2 separate regions of the Homo sapiens genome follow, and region 1 is linked to region 2. The links are chromatin contacts, found by Hi-C or POLR2A ChIA-PET in ENCODE. All regions are on one chromosome and are shown on one strand. Each heading gives the region's core, a stretch centred on a gene start or an enhancer-like site at or near the end of the contact. The rest is flanking DNA. Distances are from core to core; before and after follow the strand shown.

Region 1 (6,439 bases), core at 2,799-5,298, 55 kb before region 2:
TGGTCTCAAACTCTTGGGGTCAAGAAATCCTCTTGCCTCAGCCTCCCAAGTAGCTGGGGTTACAGGCATGTCATACCATGCTCGGCTATAGTACTACTCTATTAGTGTACTTAGTTCAAAAGAATCATGAGTACTTGCTAAAGCAGAGACTTCGATAAGTCAAATAAGTTAAGGCCCAAATGAGGCAGAAATTCCACAGTTAAAACTCTGGGGTCACAAGACACACTATTAGCTTAATTCTATAATGTAACTTGGGTTAAAAGGCCAGGCAGGCATGGTGGCTCACGCCTATAATACCAGCACTTTGGGAGGCTGAGGCGGGTGGATCATGAGGTAAGGAGTTCAAGACCAGCCTGGTCAAGATGGTGAAACCCCATCTCTACTAAAACTACAAAAATTAGCCGGGCGTGGTGGCAGTTGCCTGTAATCCCAGCTACTTGGGAGGCTGAGGCAGGAGAATCGCTTGAACCCGGGAGGCAGAGGTTGCAGTTAGCCAAGATCGCGCCACTGCACTCCAACCTGGGTGACAGAGTGAGACACCATCTCAAAAAAAAATAAATAAATAAAAATAAAAAAAAAGGTCAACACATATATTGACACTGGTAATAAACAATGTTGTCTTTTTTTTTCTACTTTATTTTTTGAAAGCAGTAAGGTACAATACACATTCAAGGCAAGGCACAATAAACATCCATTGTCACAACCCTTTTCCCTGACATCAAATATCAGTACAAGAAACTTCTTTTATCTTTTGCCTTAAAAAATTGGTTTTCACCTGACAAAAACAAGCAATGGGGAAAGGATTCCCTATTTAATAAATGGTGCTGGGAAAACTGGCTAGTCATATGCAGAAAACTGAAACTGGACCCCTTCCTTACACTTTATACAAAAATTAACTCAAGATGGATTAAACACTTAAACGTAACACCCAAAACCATAAACCTAGGCAATATCATTCAGGACACAGGCATGGGCAAAGAGTTCATGACTAAAACACCAAAAGCAATGGCAATAAAAACCAAAATTGACAAATGGGATCTAATTAAACTAAACAGCTTCTGCACAGCAAAAGAAACTATCATCAGAGTGAACAGGCAGCCTACAGAATGGGAAAAAATTTTTGCAATCTATTAATTTCCAAATCTACAGGAACTTAAACAAATTTACAAGAAAAAACAACCCCATCAAAAAGTGGGCAAAGGATATGAACAGACACTTCTCAAAAGAAGAAGTGGCCAGCAAACATATGAAAAAATCCTCATCATCACTGGTCATTAGAGAAGTGCAAATCAAAACCACAATGAGATACCATCTCACGCCAGTCAGAATGGCAATCATTAAAAAGTCAGGAAACAACAGATGCTGGAGAGGATGTGGAGAAATAGGAATGCTTTTACACTGTGGGTGGGAATGTAAATTAGTTCAACCATTATAGAAGACAGTGTGGCCATTTTTCAAGGAACTAGAACCAGAAATACCATTTGACCCAGCAATCCCATTACTGGGTATATACCCAAAGTATTATAAATGATTCTACTATAAAGACACATGCACACATATGTTTATTGTGGCACTATTCACAATAGCAAAGACTTGGAACCAACCCAAATGCCCATCAATGTTAGACTGGATAAAGAAAATGTGGCACATATACACCATGGAATACTATGCAGCCATAAAAAAGGATGAGTTCCTGTTCTTTGCAGGGACATGGATGAAGTTGGAAACCATCATTCTCAGCAAACTAACACAGGGACAGAAAACCAAACACAGTTATGTTTTCACTCATAAGTAGGAGTTGAATAATGAGAACACATGGACACAGGGAAGGGAACATCACACACCTGGGCCTGTCAGGGGGTGGGGGGCTAGAGGAGGGATAGCATTAGGAGAAATACCTAATGTAGATGACGGGTTGATGGGTGCAGCAAACCACCTTGGCACGTGTATACCTATGTAACAAACCTGCACATTCTGCACATGTATCCCAGAACTTAAAGTATATATATATATAAAATCCTATGCTTAATAAATGGGTTTTATATAAAAAATAGGTTTTTAGAGATAGGGTATTAACTTTTGCAGCTGCAGGACAGAAGTAGTTCTCCAAAGCACAGTTCTATGCTGGTAAGAGACCTAGGCAAGACTCACTTGACCACATACTGACATAATTACGTAAAAGATATGGTGCAGGGATAAGTTGCAATGAAAAAGCTGATGAAATCTCGGTCTGTTGAGGACTTAATATTATCCATGCTACATGCATACTTTTTGTGGGTGTAAGCTATACTTTTGAGCCATGATCAGAAATTATCTATAAATATATGAAATAAAAGGGGCGAATCAGGAAATATTCCCCGTAATGACCCACCCCTTCATTAGCACTAATAATACCTTAACCATATTGGTTAATTGATGGAACTAAGAAAAGGAAACATATTTAAGAAAATATGCTGGGCCTAATGTTAAGTGCGGTATTTTAATTAATTCATACTTACCAACCTGAAAATAAAATGAGGTTAAGGGAAAATGGCAACTTGCTCCAGGTCAAAGAACTAGGTAAAAGTAAACCTGGGATATGATTCCAGAGCCCATGTTCCCACTAATGCCATACCAATCCTTCCCTGAGCAATTTGCTTTTAAAGAGTAAATCCACAGTTACCACTTATGCAAGTCAGATGAAACGCTGGCTCCAGACACAACCTGGTATTTAATAAAGAGTAGTAGTCTATAAAGAGTAGTAGAGTCTATAACACTCACCCGTCTTCTTTTATCCATTGTCTCATAGTAAATATTGACAAACTCCTCAGCAGCTCTACATGCCTGATCTACATAAGTTTTAAAATCCTACAAGAAAAATTCCAGAAGTATAGATTACCAACCTTTTCAACCCCTCACAAACACAAAACCACTGACAGAAGCTGATGATTTATTTCAACCACTATGTAGCTCTATATACAGTCCACATTCTTTCATATAAATTCAGACATTTTAAAGGCCGGACTCTGAAGTTTGCAATTTTAAAATTTTTCACTAATTTTAAGTGCATGTCTTTAGGACATAATCTTCTCAATGAATCTGAGTCTTTTTCAGTCTCCACATATAAATTTATAATCTTTTCTTGGCAACTAAGCACTTTAGACTTTCAATATTTTACAAACATTCACGGCAATGAAAATGACACCACCTGAACCTTAGAAAAGGAGAGAGAGCGGCAAAAACTGCCACTGAATAAGCTAGGAAATTGTTTTCTGTTTTCAAGTGAGGTGTTAGAGCCAAACTCCAAAGTTGATGAATGGGAAACACACACACACACACACACACACACACACGAAAGTAGTTCAACTACTTGAAAAACCGGCAGCTCCACTTAGGAAACTTTCCCACATTGCGTAAATATTCACTGCTGTTTGCCTAAGAACTGTGACACCGAAGAAAGCAACGCTGTTGGCGTTCGTGCCGGAGAATTAAGGAATACCTTCCTTCTCATTCATGTACGGGGCCCAGTCTATTACTAAATTAAGAACAATGAATCGCCAGTTTCTTTGTCAGGTGACTGAAAGTGATTTTTAGAGAGGAAGATAATCGAGAGAAAGAAACTGCAAGCCATAAACAACAAACCCCAACATCCCCGCCTCTCGCTATTTCCCAGCTCAGGGTCCTTTCCGGGATCAGAAAGCGACTGCTAACCAGGCTGGGGGTGGGGCCGGCAGGGCGGGCAGCAAAGCGTGGGCCCCGCCCCGCAGTGCAGAGAGCCGGGACGTGATTCGTCACCTATCCACGTGAGCAGCAGCCAGACCGCCCCGGAATCCCTCCTCTCAGCCACTGGAGTCCGGCGCCCAGCCGTCCTGCCACGGCCCAGGCACTCACCAGAGACGTGGCCATCTGGGACCTTGTAGCAGTGTGTTCTGGCAGTGTCGGCGTCACTACCTCCTCACGTGTCCGGTCCGCAGGGCTGCGGAATGATCAATACTTATGAAGAGAGCGAAACCCGCCAAACGCACAAAATTTTCCACCCTCCCATTCTCTCCCGGAAGTAGCTCGGTCCGTCGTTAAAAGCACACCGATGTTCCAACCTTAAGTTCCACTTCCCTTCAGTTCCTGAAGATCCCTCCCATCCACCTTATCTACTTGTTTGATACTTAGTTTAAAATTTAAAAGCCACTTTGCTTTTGTAAACATGATACTCAACAGGAAAGTCCCCTACTTTTCTAACGACAAGCCTGGGGACAAGCAAAAATGAAAGTGTTCAATTACAGGGACTTTTTTGCCCCAGGAGGCGGAGCCAAAGCCCTCTGAAGACCAATTAGAAATGCGAGGAGACCTACTATTCCGTAGCCTATAGGATAAGTGGGCAGAGCTTGGGGAAAGGCGTGCGTGACTAGTGAACAATTTAGCATTCTGGAACGTTCTGGAAGGATCATCCTCACTGAATTACTACGTTTTGGCAGTATGCCTAAAATTACTATTTCATTTTAACCCAGCCACATTGAACAGGAAAAGTTCATCTGGTTTCTCCATTCTGGCATTTTAAAATGTCTCACGGACACCAACAAAAATTAAGTTTACAGTGCTATTCACCATCTTTTAAGGGCTATTTATTCTGCAAGGTATTCTAACAATAACTAAAATGTCGAGTGCTGACTATATGTAAGGTGCTTTTCTAATCAGTTTTACATATATTCACTTATTATAACAATGCTGAGGTAATTGCTATTATTTTATCATCTTCATTTTACAGCTAAGACTGTAAAATCTGCCTACGGTCACAAACTAGTTGAGATTCAAACTCAAGCAATATAACTGTCATGGCAATGTGGCTTTGCTCCCCAACACCCCTTAAAAACCTCTCATCCCAAAGCCGCCAATGACTTCTGATTTAAATGGCAAATTAATTAGATGTCGTAGTTTTACCTTGAGTGGCTGGTGTGTGGCCCCTCATAATAGTTACTTCTTCTTTGGTATCCTTCTCTGTCTCCCTGAGACCAGTGGCTTCTGTATTTTCTCATACTTTTAATCTTTCTCTTTATCTGGCTCTTTTCTCTTCAAGGTAGGACTAACGGAAGCTTCTTCTCAGCCAGCCAGCTTCCGTTTTCCGTTAACCTCTGACTGGCGTCACTTCCGGTGCATCCCCCCTTTTAAAGCCTCCCTTCTTCAGGGTGATCTAAATTGCTACTCGTATGCTAATGAATCTCAACAACCTATCCCAAGCCCCCACCCCTTATCTGAGCTCCAATTACACATAATAATTTTGCTAAACATGAACGTGACTGCACTATAGGCTTCTCAAACTTGTACGTCCAAAATTTAAACTCATTATTTCCTCCGCACTTCCAAACTTTTATATTCTCCCAGTCACCTATCTTGAATTCTCGGAATCTTTATTTTTTTGGTTCCGCTCTCCTCCTCATCATAATTCATTCAATAAATATTTATCAAGTATTCACTATGTGCCAAAGATTGTGCAAGGCTCTGTATATAGAGTGGTGAATAAAATAGGCATGTTTCGAATCCTTGTGAGGCTCAAAGTGTAATGAGAGTGCTAGACAATAAACATAACATTGAGTTACAAAGAAATACTAAGTAACTTGCTTAGTTCTGACCATTCCCTATAGCAACCCTTCTCCCTCTTCCCCTCCCCTCCCCTCCTCCTCCTCCTCCTCCTCTTCTTCTTTTTTTTAGAGACAGAGTCTCACTCTGTGGCCCAGGCTGGAGTGCAGTGGCATGATGTTGGCTCGCTGCCAACCTCCGCCGCCCGGGTTCAAGTAATTCCCTTGCCTCAGCCTCCCGAGGAGAGTAGCTGGGACTGCAGGCGCCAGCCACCACGTCCGGCTAACCCTCTTCGTTTTTCTCCCTCGCTCTTCTTGGCTCTCTCCCTCCCTTTCTCCCCCACACTTCTCTCACTTTCCCCATCTCATTCTCTCCTCCCTCTCTCACCCCCACTTCTCTCTCTTTCCCCCTCTCATTCCCCCTCTCATTCTCTCCTCCCACACAAACTTTGATAACTCTATTGTCTATTTTCTTCCAAATTCTCATAATCTTTAAATACCTACCTTGGTCTGATCTGAATTTATTTTCCCAGGCTATTCTCCCAAATTCACCAACACTGGCAAAGTTAACTACTACTGTTTGCCAAGAATGACTGATGTTTACTACTTCATTGGTGATTGTTTTTCTTGATTGAGAGATTGTGTTTTATATGATTTCATTCAATCCTCACAACCCCCAGAAAGGCAGACATTATTATCTAGATTTTTAAAAATTTAAACTTAAGTTTAAAGAAGTTAAGTAAATTGGTTAAGATGATACAGCTAGTGGACCTGGGATTTCAGTCCCAAACTTTCAAATCCCAAAGTCTGCTTTTAGACACTTGGCTATTCATGCATTTACTTATATATTCTTATTTTGGAATGTTCCCTCCATTTCTACCTGCCCTTCA
Region 2 (6,642 bases), core at 3,254-5,753:
TAAATTTCAAAGGCAAAATTTTAAAATCGTCTCAAATTTTTAGCAAAATATATACTTATTTGACATGGGATATGGGGTGTGTACATGTCAAAGTATATGTGATAAAATGTAGAGTGGAGCTTCTAAAAACAAGAGTGCCATGGGATTAGCATGGTCTAAAGAAATGCCATGTTTTGAGCACCCACCGTGTGCGACACTTAATGTACATCATTCTTTTTAATCCCCACAACAGTGCTGGGAAATAGTTCTGTTTATCATAATTTCTTTCATTTGAGGAAACCTAGGGCTTTAGGGAAATTAAGTAATTAACCTCAGGTCACACAGCTAGGGAATATGGTGATGGGGTTTGAAGGCAGGTCAGCTTGACTCCAAATCCTGTGCCCTTAGTGAGAACATAGGTATGTTTCCATGTCAAATTAAAAAAATAAGTTTACAAAATTGTATACCTGGTTTGAGTATAACTTTGGAAAAATACAGGATTCAATAAAAGCAAAAATTTTTTTCTGTTTTTTACTGTTCTGAATTTTCTAACATAGTTTTACAACAATCAGGCAACCCGTATTAATTTCTAAAAAAAATTGATCTTAGAGGAGTTTGATAATAATGTTAAAATATTGACATCTTGCGGCCGCGTGGTGTCATTACAACCTTGGCTTTACTTTCAGTGTGGGAGCTGACTACTAGAGGGCAGCACTGAGGTTTATTCGGGTCACGTTTTCTGGGCTGAATGTGGCAGAAAGCTGGGTCACTTCTCCACTCAAAACTGAAGAAAAGCAAACTCATTTATAATGCCATAAATACACACACATATATGTCAACAAAATAACGTATACTGTAAATATACAGCGTAATACACTTCAATAACTTCTTTGCATCCTGAAGCAGTATAGCAAAGTTATTCAGCGTCAGGCCCAGGAACTATGCTACCTGAATTTGCATCATGGCTCCACCATGTATCAGCTGTGTGACTTTGGCCAGAGCACATAAACTTCCTGTACTTTATTTTTTTTTTCTGTATCTCTAAAGTGAGAATAAGAATTTTCCCTACCTCTTAGGGATGCTGTGAGAAATAAATGAAGTAAGGCTAACAGTGCCAGTTGAAAGGAGATGCTCAAAAATTGGAAATTATCATTTTGCCTGTTGCCCAAAGCTATTCTACTTTTATGAAACAATATATGCCTTGTTGAGTACTATAAGTATTTGTTTAGTACTATAAGCAGACGGAGAATTTTGTTATTACTACTGAATCAGAAAAATAACTTTCTGTCAGGTAGGGTTAGGTGAAAAATCTAAAGGAAGGTCGAGAATCACAGTTCAGAGCCCTCACTGGAATGAAGCAAAATGTGTAAGTTTGCCTAACATCCTTTCTTGTAGTTTTCCTCTCTCATTCTAATTTATCTTTGTCCATCACCTCCCTTGTTCCCCAGGTTCTCACTTCCCCCAGGACAAGGAGCTACTTGTCCAAGCCTTATTCTGGATGATTAACTAGAAGCACACCATTCTGAATCATTTTTATACCTCATGCCCCAGCCCTGCATCTTAGTCTCCAAAGGAATGCAAGGATCCTAGGCTAATATTATGTAAGGCCATTTCCCATGATGTATGTAATTAGGAGTTCCCTGTAGTGTTTAGTAGTAATATATGTATATATAAAATGTAAAAGCGCTACTTTTTTTCTTTGCAACTAATGTTAAGAGGAAAGCTCAATCGATGTGACTGGCTTCACAGTTTTGTGGAGGGAGAGGGTGCTATTTTGGATTCTTTCATTCCATGGCACCTTAGGGAGTAAAGATCATACAGAGAAGATGAAATTTTGTAAATTGTTAGGCTTTGATATTGGAAACATAGACAGGAACTGATACGAGTTCCAACAACATGTAGTAGAATCCGTGAACATTCTGGTGTTGTAAGTCCATGAGAACACTAAGGTCAATACTTAATCATACAGTGTGCTGATGTTTCTGACATAGCAGTTCTAAAAGGTGTATAGGAATAATTCTTAAGTTTGTACTCGTGAATGGATTTGAAGTATCTGTATAATTTTAGATTCATGAGGACCCCAAATGGTTTTAGATTTCTGTTCTAAAATCATCTTTAATTATACTATAACTAAAACTTAGAGATCTAATGGGAATTCTTGAGTGTATGGATAAATCCAATGACCCCCATACTGTGATTAAGAGGCAGTGGTTAAGAGTCCTGACTCTAAAGCTAGAGTACTTATTTTCACAGATGGCTCCACCAGAAACTAGCTGTATGCGCTTGGGCAAATTACTTAATCTCTTTGTGCCTCAGTTTTTCATCTATAAAATGTGGATGATAATAATACCTACCCCATAGGACAGTTGTGATGATCCATTGAGCTAGTATATGTAAAGTCCGTAGAGCAACAAGTGTTTGTGGAACTCTTAATCAAAAGAAGCAAATTCACTTTAGAAATTTTATTTATGTGCTAATTCCCAGCTACTTCTACCTATAAATTTAGAATCTTATGTCTATTCAGGATTTTGGAACATTCCTTGAATGATGGTCCCTTGAACATCCTAGTCCTCATCAGAACCTTCTCATAAAATCCATACTGGGGTTGCTCATGGCACCATGCAGCACTACATAGAGAATGCTAACTGGGGCCCTCACTTGCACCAGTATTTCCATCAGGTCACCTGAAATTCTACAATTAGGGATTGTTTCCTTTGGGTAGTCACGGTGTGTTTCTGGAGACTCTATTAGAGTGCAAGCAGTCTTTGGAGGGATAGCACAAGGGTGCATTAGTGGAATATATCAAGGATAAACGTGAGCTTTCTTGGAGCCAAATAGTCTTGCGTTTAAATTTTCTGGCTCTATTACTTACTAGAATTAGAGTGTCTGAGTTCAAATTCTGTCTCTACTGACCAGTGGCTGTGTGATTTTTGGTAAGTTACTGTAACCTCTCTGGATGTCTGGGAATTCAAATAGTATCTATCTCGTGGGGTCACTGTGAAGATCTAAGGAGACAGGGCTTCCAAAAATGCCTGTCACATCATTGGCACTCAGTAAGTATGATTATTGCCTAATTTATCTCAGTCTTGGCATCCTCATTTACAAAATGGAAAGAATGGGTAATATCCACCTTCATGGTTGTTGTGAACATAAAGATGTACATATAAGTATAATGTACATATAAAATGCCTGTCATACTTAAATAAAAAACTGATAGATAGTAACAAGTGTTGGTAAGAATGTAGGCAAAAAAGAACCCTCATATGTTGCTGGTGGGAATGCCAAATGGTGCATATACTTTGGAAAACAGTTTGCCAATTCAAAAAATGTTAAACATAGAGTTATTATATGACCCAGCAATTCCCTGGGTATATGCCAAAGAGAAATAAAAACAATATGTCCATATAAAAACTTTTACACAAAAGTAATAAAAGCAGTATTCATAATAGCCCAAGGTGGAAACAACCTAAATTTCCATCAACTGATCATGTGGTATACCCAAAAAAGTGGAATATTATTTGGCCACAAAAGAAATGAAGTACTGGTACAGGCTAGAACGTGCATGAACCTTGAAAACGGTTTGTTTTTCAAACAAAGTGTGTTTGGTTTTTTGTTCTTGCGATAGTTTACTGAGAATGATGATTTCCAATTTCATCCATGTCCTTCTTTCATTCAAACAAAGAAGCCACTCGCAAAAGATCACATGTTGTATGATTCCATTTATATGAAATGTTCAGAATAGGAAAATCCATAGAGAAAGTAAATTAGTGGTGGCCTGGGGCTAGGAGGAGGAGAGAAATGGGGAGTGACTTTTAAACAAGAATGGAATTTCTTTGTGGGAATAATGAAAATGTTGCACAAGCTTGTGAATATACTTTAAAAAAACCCTAAATTATATACTTTTGTGGTAGATAAATTATATCTCAATAAAACTATTATTAAAAAACATTTCTCATTTAATATAAGTCATTTTTAGCCCTTAACACCTCAGTTCTCACGTTGGGAATCCAGAACAGGGCCCTGAGTGAATGATGCCCAGGACAGAGAGGGACTTCTTAAGGAAAAGGAATACATCTAAAGTATGGGGAAACAATGTCTCTGTACAAAGGTGTAGAGGGAAGTAGGGAGTCTCTCTTGGGAGGAAAGGCAGTGAAGGCACTTAAGGGGAATAGGAGAAGGAGACAAAATTCACCTGCTTTGAATTTTGCAGGGAGCCAGCCTGGATCACCTTTTATATTCTGGGCTGGAATCACAGCTGATGAATGTTTTGGCATTTAGAACTGTCCTGGAGAAAGGGCGATTGGTGGTTATTAGACAGAATGGAACAAGGAAGAACACAGAGGCAAAATCTGAGAGTTTGTGTCTGACTTTGAAAGGTAAAAGAAGGCAGTAGTCTGTGGAGGACGTATTTATCCAGAGGACTCTATTTGTTTGTTAATCTCTGGGTCATTGCATTTAGGTCAGCACTAACTCTGCTACAGGTGGGATCAATTTAAAGGATTAGAAGTGTCACTCTAAATCCTAATCCAAGTCTTGGTCTGCGGATGCTGAAGAGTGATTTTCAAAACATTTACTAACGCTTTCAATTATTTACCCCATTAATGGAATTTGTCAACAGACTGGAGTCCTTGACAGGATTGTGAATGCATAGAGGATGCAAAGAAATGGACACACTGAGGTAGCTATGCCAGTGGTCTGCATGCGCAGGCAGTAAACTGAAGACATTTGAGCGGTGAATTACTTGGTGAGTAGTTGACAGCTCTTGTTTATAAGAAAGATTGTAATGGGGGGAAAAAAGACACAGCCCACCTGGGAGCTGAGACGCTGATTGAGATACATTAGTTTTACTGCAATATGTAGTAAAAAAAAAAATTTAAAGAATGAAGGAAAGAAGGAAAGAAGGGTTAAAGAGAGCCTTCGAGATACTTTAAGTCAAGATTTGAGCTCAAAGGCTCTCATCCAAGCTTTCGTTTAGTTTCTCTCATGATTCTTTTTTTATTGCTTCCTGATGTTGTCTTATACAAGCTGTTAACTTGATTCAGGCTGTAATTAGAAAGACAAATCAATCTTTCATAGAAGTCCTCGGCTTGACAAGCTGGTATGAGGAGCCATTTCCCTCAGAGCTATTTGTCATAGTCTTTCTTTGTACATGTTTAACGAACGGTGGTTTTCTGTGTGAAGCCAGGCTTCCCATCAGATTGTAAAAACTACCTGAAATGAAATTATGCATCCCTATGCTCTAGCCGCTTTCCATGGAAGTCTGATCCCATGCAGGTGTTCACACCTGAGTAACCTAGGCAATGGCCCCAGAACAACTGTGGGCCAGTAGTATTCTATTTCCAAAATTTCATACCTTCAAACTTTGTTTTAGTTATATCCACATTTCCCATTAACCCCAGGAAAGACTTTAGTGAGCTAATTTTTTTCCTTAAACCAAAATCAGCAGGTGGAGGTTTAGGGCATCCTCCCCCTATCTTGCCCCTTTCTTTCCCTCCCTCCCTCCCTTCCTTCCTTCCTTCCTTCCTTCCTTCCTTCCTTCCTTCCTTCCTTCCTTCCTTCCTTCCTTCTTCTCTCCCTTCATTCCTCCCTCCCCTTCTTTCCTTCCTTCTTTCTCTTCTTCCCTCCTTCCCTCTCCCTTCCTCCCCCTTCCTCTTTTCCTTCCTTCTCTCTTCCTCCCTTCCTTCCTTCCTTCCCTTCTTTTTTTCTTTTTTCTTTTTTAAAGAATAAGTTTCCTTCTGTAAAATCTTGAGTTGGGGGATCAAGACTAAATCCTACAGCAACATAAAACTTTCTGGTTGTCCAGGGAGTCCTAACAGAGTTAGAAATATCACCAAATGCATCACATCGGTACCAGAAAAAATGTAAGGGCAGACCTTCAGCTTGGGAAATGTTTATCTTGCAGTTAACAAAGGGAAAAGAGCAACAAAAACTGAGAGTGAATGCCAAGGGACACTTTGTGGCATGTGGCCTGAGGAGGGACCCGTGTTGTATGAATTTTAGAAATGGTATAAAAAATCTAACTTTTTAGAATTTGGGGTGGGCATTGTGCTTAGGAGTTACCTGGATTATAACACAAAAATGCCAGCCTTACACCTAGAATGGACAGTTAATCACTTTGATCTGAGGGGCACCAAAAGTTTCTTCATTTTTTTGCTCAAAAAGTAGTCCATCCTCCTTTGCCTACCTGCAACTGATGCTTGAAATAGACATTATATTATTAGAGATTAATTATTTTGGCATAAACTTCTCCCCAGCCCTTAAGAGAGAACAAACACCACTGGTTGGGGAGGAATACAGGAAAGTGTCAAATATTATCATTCATTTACATATTAGTGCAAATCATTTAAAGAGTTTCTTTCTTTAGAGTTGTTTTCTCTCCATTAACGAGAGGGCAGAGAGAGCTGTGCTAGAAGTCTGAAGACAAACTTTACCCCTTGATAATTTTGCCAAAGGTGGGTCTTGATTAAGGCCTAAAATAGAGCATTTTAAATAACATGGTAATACAAAACATTTTATTTGTGCTCCATATCTCCTCTTCAGTATTAATTCAACATATATTTTTTGCGCACCTACTATGTGTCAGGCACTGCGAAGGGCACTGGAGATTTAATGTTAAGCAAAAGCAAGCAGGGAACTTACTAACTTGGTTTTCTCCCTCCTGAG

What was found. A loop is a pair of places that touch in the nucleus more often than their neighbours do. ChIA-PET counts read pairs that join two places held with the same protein, here RNA polymerase II (POLR2A). Pooled maps may share reads with other maps.
Region 1: a loop to region 2 is called in a map of CD8-positive, alpha-beta T cell, with 2.0 times the contacts of the local background. The contact joins the promoter of NXT2 here to the promoter of GUCY2F in region 2. A Hi-C loop is called at or near these places in 9 of 168 maps with a recorded cell type or tissue (B cell, CD8-positive, alpha-beta T cell, Caco-2 and 5 more), 12 of 37 single-sample maps with no recorded cell type and 20 of 50 pooled maps. POLR2A ChIA-PET finds 5 or more read pairs at or near these places in 7 of 52 experiments (A549, AG04450, MCF 10A and 3 more).

The regions. Positions count from the first base shown.
Region 1 is chrX:109,534,453-109,540,891 of GRCh38, reverse strand. NXT2 (nuclear transport factor 2 like export factor 2) reads right to left here and starts at 4,048. Exons shown (of 4, transcript NM_001242617.2): 1 at 3,871-4,048; 2 at 2,761-2,847. The coding sequence starts at 3,885. RefSeq lists enhancers at 3,518-3,577, 3,868-4,067 and a silencer at 3,688-3,737.
Region 2 is chrX:109,479,947-109,486,588 of GRCh38, reverse strand. GUCY2F (guanylate cyclase 2F, retinal) reads left to right here and starts at 4,503. Exons shown (of 20, transcript NM_001522.3): 1 at 4,503-4,723.